Linked DNA regions of Homo sapiens: region 1 is linked to region 2. The links are chromatin contacts, found by Hi-C or POLR2A ChIA-PET in ENCODE. All regions are on one chromosome and are shown on one strand. The core of a region is the stretch at or near the end of the contact, and the rest is flanking DNA. Distances in the headings are between cores, read along the strand shown. Region 1 has its middle 60 kb from the start of LINC02793. Region 2 has its middle 23 kb from the start of LINC02793.

Region 1 (4,946 bases), core at 2,118-4,617, 35 kb before region 2:
ATGTGGGCTGCCTGCCCTTGGGGAGTGGGGATGCCCATTCGTCTTGGCTTCCTCTGTCCCTTCCCTGAGGGGTTTGGACCTGAAACTAGTGGAGGGGACCATAGAGAGGGGAGGAAGGAGAAGCCCACCATCCCCCCTCACTAGGTCTGAGGGGCCTGCATTCTGGGGTAGGCTCTGAAGTCTCCCTGATCAGAGAGTCTCAGGCTGTCCAGGCATGAACAGACCATGGAATTGGAAAATTTGAGGCTCAGAGAGGTTGTGACTTGCCTGGGGTCACCCAGCAGTGGAGGTGGCCTTCAACTCACGTCTTTCACCCCTGACTCCCTTTCTAGGACTCTCCTCGTGTCTCCCTTTCAAGCCCCTAATTTACTCATCTAATCAACAACTGTTAGTTGAGTGCCTGCTGAGTGCCCATGCAAGTGCTGGGGGCTAGGACACAGACAAAACCTCTGTGGGGGTGGGAGGGAGGACTTCCTTCAGGTGGTGGAGGAAGGCTTCTCAGCAGAGACGACATTTGAGGAAAAACAGGATGGACTCAGTCATGCGAAGATCTGGGGACAGGAGGTTCCACAAAAGGCCACAGCAAGTGCAAGAGCCCTGAGGTTGGAACGAGGCCATCCGTTATGGCTGGAGCAGAGTGAATGGGGGGCAAGGGTGGGGAGATGACATCAGAGAGATGGGTAGAGGCCAAATGAGGCAGATCTTGGTAAAGAGATGTCGAGAAGATGCCAGAGAGTTTGAACTGGGGCCCTCTAACTCCTTAGCTCCAGGCAGAACTCACCCCCCGTCCCCCACCCCGCGGCAAGTGGGTGAAGCCCTTGGAGAACGCAAGGACTCCAAGCCCAGGGCAGTTTCTTTCCTATCTGATTCTTTTGGGGGACAGAGTCTTGCTCTGTCGCCCAGGCTGAAGTGCAATAGCGTGATCTCAGCTCGCTGCAATCTCCACCTCCCAGGTTCAAGCAATTCTCCTGCCTCAGCCTCCTGAGCAGCTGGAATTACAGGTGTGTGCCACCATGCCTGGCTAATTTTTGTATTTTTAGTAGAGACAGGGTTTCACCATGTTGGCCAGGCTGGTGTCAAACTCCTGACCTCATGATCCACCCACCTCGGCCTCCCATAGTGCTGGGATTACAGGCGTGAGCCACTGTGCCTGTCCTGTCCCACCTGTTAGAGAAGAGGAAGGCAACCTGGTGTGTCAATGAGCCCAGAGCTGGGAGTATGGGGACCCGAGTTCTGGTTTGAGTGGTGTGTGAGACCTTGAACTGATCCCCTCTCCTCACTTGGCCTCAATCCTATCAGCTGTGGAGTGAGAGAATTGGAACAGAGGGCCCTCAGTTCTGCGGATGACACAGGAAGGAGAGGGGAGGAGGATAAAACAAAGCTCAAAGAGACTAAATGATACTCACGTGCATGGTGTCTGGCGGGGCTTGCAGCCGACTGCATCCAAAGCCACCCCAGGAGGTCATCATGATGAGGAAGTTTGGGTCTGTTTACTACGAGGTCAATGGCTGGCATCGTTCTCTGCTCAATTTTCACAGTTCCTTAGGGCTGAGAATGGACAGTCCTTTGCAGTACCAGCCAACGGACAGCAGAGGGCGCCAACTCAATGGTCAGGGATCCTGGAAGGAGGAAGTAGTTGGTCTGGAGTTTGCACAGGATGGTTGGTGGCTACCAAAGATTTCCCTTTCATAATAACCGGTGACAGCTGGTGTGTATCCATGTAGATTCATTGAACGAAGATTGACTATGGCTACTCTGCTGAGCATTGTTCTAGGTTTCAGGGAAACAGGGAATAATATAGGTCAGCAATGGCAAATGGCTTTTATATTTTTAAAAAATCAATTAATTAATTTTAATAACTTTTATCTTGAAGGTTTGCTTGCATTGGAGAACTATGCTTGGAAATTAGCGTTAAGAAAATTCTGAGGCTGCTTCCTGGCTCAGGGAGATAGGATAATGTGATTGATTAATCATGTCTGTCAGGGGGAGGTTGAGGAGGGGGCAGTGTGAGTGTCACTTCTCTAATGCAACCTTATTATGGGACAAGTGGGTAAATAAAGATGCAGAGATAGCAAGTTTATTTATATAGGGTCATGCTACTGGTAAGTGTTGGAGTTAGGACAATTGTGCAGTTTTCTAGTCATGTCTTTGGGCCTGAAGGAATGCATCTCCAGGCCTGCAGGGACTCTCTGGACAATGGTGCCATCACCAATGACCATTTTGGTAACCAGAATGCTTCCTGGTGGGGGAGGGCCTTTGATGTGGAGCCAACTGGGGTGGTGCTATGGTTTTGGGTGCTATGAAGGCCAAGCTGGTGGCCAGTGGGGGCAGGCTAGGCCATTCCAGAACCCAGAACCCATAGTTGGGACCAAACAGCTCAAAGCCAAGCAGTGGCAGAATTCAGGCTTGTCCCAGGCCACTGGACTGGGGAGTCCACGTTCGTTTTATGACCTCCACCCCACTTTGTGAGTTCCCACTGGCTTTGGATGGAGAAAGATGCGCTATGCCAGGCCCTGTGTGGGGACAGGGAGGTGCCTGAGCTAGAGTTCCTGTGTAAGGCATTTCCTGCCTATTGATGGGGACAGGTGTGGGGACAGCTTAACCCACACAAGGCAGAAGGGAGAGCTCCGCAGGACACCAGCAGAAAGGGGGAGATGGGAGGGGCAGTTACTTCTCTCTGGGGATGCCTGGGGAGGTGTCATGAAGGAAGTGCCTAAATATTTTTCTCTCATTACAAAAATAACTGTGTTTACTGCAGACAACTTTTTTTCAGAAAAAAAAATAAAATGATAAAAAGCCTCGAATCGATGTCATTACACAGAGACAGTGACTGATAGTATCTTTTTTTTCTTTTTTTGAGACATTGTCTTGCTCTGTCGCCCAGGCTGGAGTGCAGTGGTGTGACCTCAGCTCACTGCCACCTCCACCTCCCTGGTTAAAGCGATTCTCCTGCCTCAGCCTCCAGAGTAGCTGGGACTACAGGCGTGTGCCACCACACCCAGCTAATTTTTATATTTTTAGTAGAGACAGGGTTTCACCATGTTGACCAGGCTGGTCTTTAATTCCTGATCTCAGGTGATCCATCTGCCTCAGTTTCCCAAAGTACTGGGATTACAGGTGTGAGTCACTGTGCCCCACCAGTATCTTAATCATTTATTTACACATAACCACAATGATATCAGGTTGCATATATTTTTGAATTTTCTTTATTACTTAATGTAGTGGCTCTCAAAGTGTGACCCTTGACAGCAACATCCGTATCACCCGGGAGCTTGTCAGAAGTGCAAATTCTTGCTTTCCCTCTCAACCCCAAACCTCAGAGACTCTGGGGGTGGGGTCCAGTGGTCTGTGTTTTAACAAACCCTCCAGATTGTTCTGCTGCTCTGCAAATTCGTGAACCACTGACTTAGTGTATTATAAACAACTTCCCACTCTCTGACTGTCTTATGTTTAATGTGTGATCTTTTGTTGTACTGACCTGATGAATTCTGCTAAAGCAATGCTGTGGTGAACATCTTGGGTGCACGTATGTCCCTGTGCACACCGGGGCTTGTTTTGTGAGGTGCCCTTTGAGCTGAGCTAGTGACAGGAGGCAGGGGGTGGCTGCATGCAGAGAGAGGAGGGGAAGAGGCTGTGACCGCAGCTGTCTCTGACCTGGGACTGCGTGCAGACAGGAGGGACCAGAGCTCTTCTTCCCCATCACGCCCTCCCTGGAGTGGCTCTGGCAGAGCAGGAAGCAGGTGGTGAATGTGTCAACAGCAACTAGAAGCGACTTGGGCTAAAGGAGTCCAGATCTCTCGAGGCCGATGGTCAGTGCTGTCTGGTCAGCAAAGGGGAAGCTGCACTCTGCCAGGAGAAGACAGAGAAGAAAGAAGCAGCCAAAAACACGCTGCGGTGCCTTGTCCCTGCTGGCCTCAGCTTTGGTTTGTGATTGTTTTCTTGTATTTCTCCCTGCTTCCCCTCGCCTTGTGTATGGAGAAAAGATGGACTCTTTGGTCTGAGAATGCTCAACTCTGTGAGCCTTGATGTGAAATGCTGTCATTAATCCACCAGCTTTTGTCCTGTTTCCTGACATAGGCACCAGATTTCAAATTTGGGTCTCCATAGGTCCTCCCTGGACCCGTCAATTTCAGTGGCTCTACCCCAAAACACCCCAGCCCAGCCCCTTCAGAGAAGTCTCAAGACCTTGCTATCACTTTTTCTCTTGGCTCAGCTCCTGGGATTAGGCACGTGCAGATAGATCATTGTGGAAATGAGGGGGCAGCTCCCACCAGCTCACTAATTGGGATGATGAGTGAATAGGCAAGGAATGATCATGTGCTGAGGCCAACCGCTCTGCCCACTCAACCCCAATGGAGGGGAAGAGGCCGATGTTCTTACAGCCAGGAGCCAGTCTTAGCTGAGCCCAGGGCACTGCAGAGGGGCTGCACTTTTGGGTGGGAACTGCCCTGAAGCCCAAGGTGAAGCCAGCCCCTGCCTGTGACTGGGAAGAGCTGGCTGGGGCCCTGCTCAGGTGCAGCCCAGACTTGGGCACTGCTCCTGCCAGTCCACGGCTCAGCAACTTGCTGGGGCTCCACAGGCCCATTAAAGTGCTCACCTGGGGTGGAAGCCCACCTTTCTATGGCCCCAGATCTCTTCAGCTGTATCCCTTAGAAGAGTGCCTGATAAATATTGGTACAACGAATGAATGAATGAAGATGTCCCCCTCCAGCTAGGCAGCTAGATCTTGTATTACCCTTGAAATGCAGGTTATGTGTTTCTGCCACCTTCTTCTCTACTTATCCAAATTCTGCTAGTGCCTCAGCGCCTGGTCTACAGTACGTACTCAGTGTATGTGTGTTGATGTCCTCCTGTGGCTATGTGGCTCCGTGTCTACCTGTGCCCTGAGCTGTGTGTGTGTGTGTGTGTGTGTGTGTGTGTGTGTGTGTTGGAGTTGGGGTTTCTCT
Region 2 (4,912 bases), core at 195-2,694:
ATTAAATCAACAGCTAACAGTGCAGGTTACCCACAAAAGTGAACTTTAGTGCCCCTAAAACCACTGACCAAAGGAGGGCTGGGAAAAAAAAAAGAAACCACAGTTGGAGTAAAATGGAAAAAGAAATCAGCAGCTCTCCATCACTTCAGCTGGCCACAGGTATCAGAATATTAATTGGTCTTTGACTCGATTTGGCTGTGGGAGTCAGGGCAGGCTGTGGCTTCGGGGAGCCTGACAGCACCATGGGGCCAGCGCAGGGCAGGCTGGGAGCTCACTGGCCACAGGGGAGGGGAGGGGAGAGGGGCGGGGGCCTGGGGCCTGGGAGGACGCACTTGTGAGCAGGGGGGTGGGCGGGTGTGAGTGTGGAAGTGGGTGTGGGCGCCCTGCGGGTGTGAGGCATGAGAGGCACGTGTGAGTGTGGTGAGCTGGCCGGGCCACACGCAGCGTCACTTGAAAAGAGCCCAAACCGTGCTGGGTGCAGAAAAGCTCTCCAGGCATGCTGGCTGTTGTTCTCATCTGGTTCTCACAACAGCTCCAGCAAGAAGGAGGCAATTCCGTGAAGGAGGCGGTGGAGGCTGGCAGATAGGGCTTGCCAGGTCTCTCCCGAGAGCTCCCGCCGCAGCTGCAGCAATCACGACACAGATCATGATATGGTTAGTTCATATTTAGGAAGTGACTGGTGGGACTTGAGCCCACTGCCAGGCACGGAGGAGGCACCGGAAGCATTTGGGTTGAATTTGCTCAGACTCTGAATCTGTGCTCTGGACAGGCACCTGTGCCCGGCCCAGGCCCTGCACTCTTTTCCAGTGGCTTCTCAGGGGTCGGCCTGCAGCAGCCAGGGGTGGGTATCCATGCCGTGGCGGAGAGATCAGAGTTGCACTGTGGGGAGTGGCTTTCTTTTGCCTGCAGCTGCTGCTTGGTGTTCTCTGCCGCTCACGGCCTATGAGCACAGAGATTGTGTCCTGCTCTTCCGCCTGCTGCCCACCCATTACATGTGCCCATGGAACATAAGAAGAGCAAGTCATCTATCTGAGGGGCATACCCGCTGCTGGGGACAGGTTCAGTGGAGCTCATGAGTGGTGTGGAGGGGCAGCAAGTGCCCAGCAGACCCTCAGGAGCACCTGGATGCACTTTGAGTTTGGGGGAGTCGGGAGGATGCAGTCTCTTTGCAGCAGTGCCCCCCATGCCTGGACAGAGGCCTTCAACCAAGGAAGGTCTGCTCAACTCCCCAGCCCTCTTTATTGATTTTGGGACACTGTGGGCAAGAAGGGCTCTTAGATCACTTGTCTGGCCCTTCAGTTCATAAAGGAAGTGATGAGGCACAGAGAGGGGAAGGGACTTGCTTGAGGTCACAGAGCAAGTCAGAACGCAGGGCTCCAGGTTTCCAGCTCCAGGCCTCTCAGACTTCCGTGCTTCCAGGGGCCATGTCGGTGACATTAAAACCATAGTGCAAGTGACAATGTGGCAACTGACGTTGGCTTCAGTGTCAGGAAGGCAAGAGGGAGAGTCCTTGTCTGATCCCAGGGAGGGGGGGCTGCCACCCAGCAGGAAGGTGGGCTTTATTCCACCAGAGCTTCTGCTTTTTCCAGCAAAGTTGGAAATCGGGGTTTTCATGTGATGTGAAGTTTTACAATTGTTAAATGTTGACAAAGCTAAAACAAAAAAAAATTCAAAAGCATGGTGACATGCAAAGCAAAATGACTCATTTGACACCTGTGGGTTACAAGTTTGCCACCTTGGGACTGTCTTTCTGTGGGGCTTGGTGGGTGGAATTGTGGGAGGAGGCGAAAGGCCTAGATGCTGCCAAGAGGATCTGAGCTTTGAGACACTGTTGTCTGATTATATTCATTCATTCATTCATTCATTCATTCATTCATTCATTCACCCTCTGGTCTGGGCTTTGCAGTCTCTCTTCCTTGTTTCAGGGGGTCTGCCTTCCCGTTGGCAAAATAACCTTGTTCTGAGATTCCCAACATCCCAGCAGCCAGACTACGGGCAATGAAGGATTTCCAGGGAACATGGGAACCTGCTGGTATCTCTCCTTGCATTTTTCTGGATAAGGTTTAAGGGCTTTCTTGGTGCGGTGGAGAGTGAAGCTGAGCTGCAGAGCCCACTCTAGACAGACCTAACCCCTAGTCCTGGTCCCATTCCTACCCTGGGGATTAAAATTTGGGATTGGCAGATCAGGTTTGGATCCAGGTTCTGCCACTAACAAGCTGTGTGACCTTAAACCAGTGACTACCCCTCTCTGAGCCTCGGAAAGAAGACCCTGCAGATGCCTGGCCCAAGTCCCCTCAGCCTTCACTTTTTCCCATTTGGTGCTGCTTACTGCACACGCCATGACTGTTTGCCCGAGGGCATTTCCTCTCTGTGTGAGTGAAATCGAAGCTGAAGGGCTTTGAGCCCTGGAACATATGCATCCGCTGAAGCAGCCCTCGGGCAGTAAGGCCTGAAGGCAGACAAATATCCCAGCCTCCTGTCCCCTCAGTTGGGATGATCCTGGGGCATATTCCACGCCATCTCCCAGCAAGCCCCAACCACTTTGGTTGCCCGCAGTGGTCATTTGTTTAATGACTCAGCCTTTTATGTCTTTCTTCCCTTCCCTGTCTCATTTCTCCTCTTCCTTACCGGTATTTCCTGGTATCATCTCTGAAATGCACTACTCACAGGGAACTGAGCCCTCACCTAAGGGCTGCTTCTGGGGGACACCATACTAAGAACCTCAGTTTATGCAGCTGTCAAATGGGTCCACTTACCATCAGCATAGCTTCAGAATTGCTGTGAGGGTAAACAACTTACTGCATATGTAAAATGCCTGGGAGCTGCCTGGTACCCTGCTAGCCTTTCCTCAATGGGTGGTAGGTTTTTTTATTTTTTATTTTATTTTTATTTTTATTTTTTAGACAGATTCTCACTCTTGTCGCCCAGGCTGGAGTGCATTGGCAACATCTCGGTGCACTGCAACCTCCGTCTCGCAGGTTCAAGTGATTCTCCTGCCTCAGCCTCCTGAGTAGCTAGGATTACAGGTGCCCACTACCATGCATGGCTAATTTTTTGTACTTTTAGTAGAGACGGGGTTTCACAATTTTGGCCAGGCTGGTCTTGACTCCTGACCTCAGGTGATCCGCCCACCTCGGCCTCCCAAAGTGCTGGGATTACAGGCATGAGCCACCGGGCCTGGCCAGGTGGTAGGTTTTATTGTTGTTGATGAAGGTGTTGTGACATTGGGCTGACCCCCAGGTCCCAATTTCAGGTCCTTTAGGGCAGTTTCGATGTGGGGGCCTGGCTGCTGCAGGAGGGCCTCAGGGGCTGGCTTGTGCACTGAGGGTGAAAGAGGCAGGAAAGACAGTGGCCTCTGTGGTGGGGACAGAGGGGATAGTGGGGTCTGGGTAGCAAGAGGGTTGGGCCCCCAGGGGAGCGCATTGGCACTACCCCTGCCCCCAGACCTCAGAGTTGTTATTGAAAATGGTGCTAATGGGGCCAAGCCCAGCTGTCACCATCAAGGGAGTGGGCACCACAAGGGAAGGGGGCAGAGGATGAAGGGGACCCTGTAGCCTGGTATGCCCCATGGCCACCTCATGTTTTAGGAGTTGCCTGAACTGAGTCTCCAGCAGGGGCAGGGTTTAAGAGAGACAGAGTCTGCTGAACTCAGAACAGAAGACTTCTGGGGTGGTGGTGCAAAGGCCTGGCTGTCTCCCTGGAAGAGCACATGCGAGATCTTTAACCTGCCCAGATTCTGGGGAGGCCACAGAGGTCAAGATCCCAGTAGGTTCTTGAGCCAGAACCTTGGTCAAGACACTCCCCACCTCCCGCCCCCTAATCAGTTTCCTCATCTTTAAAATGGAACTAAAAAGAATCCCACTGACTTCCTAGGCTTGTTTTGAAGTGTCCATAAAATAAAATTGAGCCAGAGAAGCATGTGCAAGCTCCTTCCCTGGGAAAGATCATGGCCTCCCTTCTCTGCCCAGGCCCTGAGCTTGTCCCTGTCTATGCCTCTGACCTTCTGCCTGCCTGGCCTGGAGGGTGGAGGTGCTGCACCTACATTTTCTTCCGACTTACCTGCCTTTGGCTGCAAACCTCACACAAACTCAGGGGGCCTGTGGTTGCAGCAGAATCTTTACGTCCAAAGGGATGTAGCTCCCTTTGGGATAAAGGGTTTAGGGTGCCCCCCAAAGCCTTTAAGGAATGAGGTTCCAAGTGAATCTCTTGTCTTCAATCAGTAGTATCCGTCCCTGCCACCAACACACACACATACTCACACACACACACACGTGTCCTCTCTCACAATCCTGCACGAACCTCCTGGGAGAGCCGTTCTGGACTTGGTCTCTGAGTTCCCACAGCCAGAATCACCCTCTCCTGCTTCACAGCCATCTTGCTCAAGAATCCTAAATCAAGCACCTGAGAGTGTGCAAAGCCCCGTCGTGTACTCAACTCTCTCATTTGCTCCACAGAATCGCCCCTTGAGGGTTGTAGGTCACAGTTAAGATTCCCATTTTGCAGATAAGAAAACTGAGCCAGTGGCCAGGACTAGGGTGAGGCAGGCAAGAGGCCCGGGGTGTAAAATCTAAGGAGGTGCTTGTGGTGTGGCACCCATCCGGCACGCGTGGGAGCCTGGGGGTGAGCTGCCCTGTGCCCCTCGCTTGACTCCATCCTCACCGTGGGCCACTGAGTCCTGGCTCTGAAGCTGAGGCTGGAGGGGCTCCAGGACCTGCCTGAGTGTCTCAGTGAGGAGGTGGCAGAGCTGTCACCAAGGTCCCTTTTCCCTGACCCTGGGCTGGGGCTCTTTCGTCTACACCACAGTGAGATAATATTTTTGGATGGAGGGATTTTTAGTGGGGAAAATGACCCTGGTAGAAGGAAGAGGGGTTTGTGTGGGGTTTTGGTTTTTGGTTAAATACAAGACCTGGAA

What was found. Hi-C counts contacts between places; a loop is a spot of excess contacts on that map. ChIA-PET counts read pairs that join two places held with the same protein, here RNA polymerase II (POLR2A). Pooled maps may share reads with other maps.
Region 1: a loop to region 2 is called in a map of natural killer cell, with 6 times the contacts of the local background. The contact joins two enhancer-like sites. A Hi-C loop is called at or near these places in 3 of 168 maps with a recorded cell type or tissue (CD8-positive, alpha-beta T cell and natural killer cell), 7 of 37 single-sample maps with no recorded cell type and 6 of 50 pooled maps. POLR2A ChIA-PET finds 5 or more read pairs at or near these places in 6 of 52 experiments (B cell, CD8-positive, alpha-beta T cell, CD8-positive, alpha-beta memory T cell and 3 more).

What each region holds. Positions count from the first base shown.
Region 1 is chr1:25,098,257-25,103,202 of GRCh38, reverse strand. No RefSeq gene overlaps it. Among named protein-coding and RNA genes, the nearest start is that of LINC02793, 60 kb to the right of the region's middle. Within about 2 kb of position 3,367, at least 4 of the 41 ENCODE cell types and tissues checked have a DNase peak (open chromatin) inside an H3K27ac peak, as active enhancers do; they include CD8-positive, alpha-beta T cell and natural killer cell, where a contact is called at or near this core.
Region 2 is chr1:25,061,528-25,066,439 of GRCh38, reverse strand. No RefSeq gene overlaps it. Among named protein-coding and RNA genes, the nearest start is that of LINC02793, 23 kb to the right of the region's middle. Within about 2 kb of position 1,444, at least 2 of the 41 ENCODE cell types and tissues checked have a DNase peak (open chromatin) inside an H3K27ac peak, as active enhancers do; they include CD8-positive, alpha-beta T cell and natural killer cell, where a contact is called at or near this core.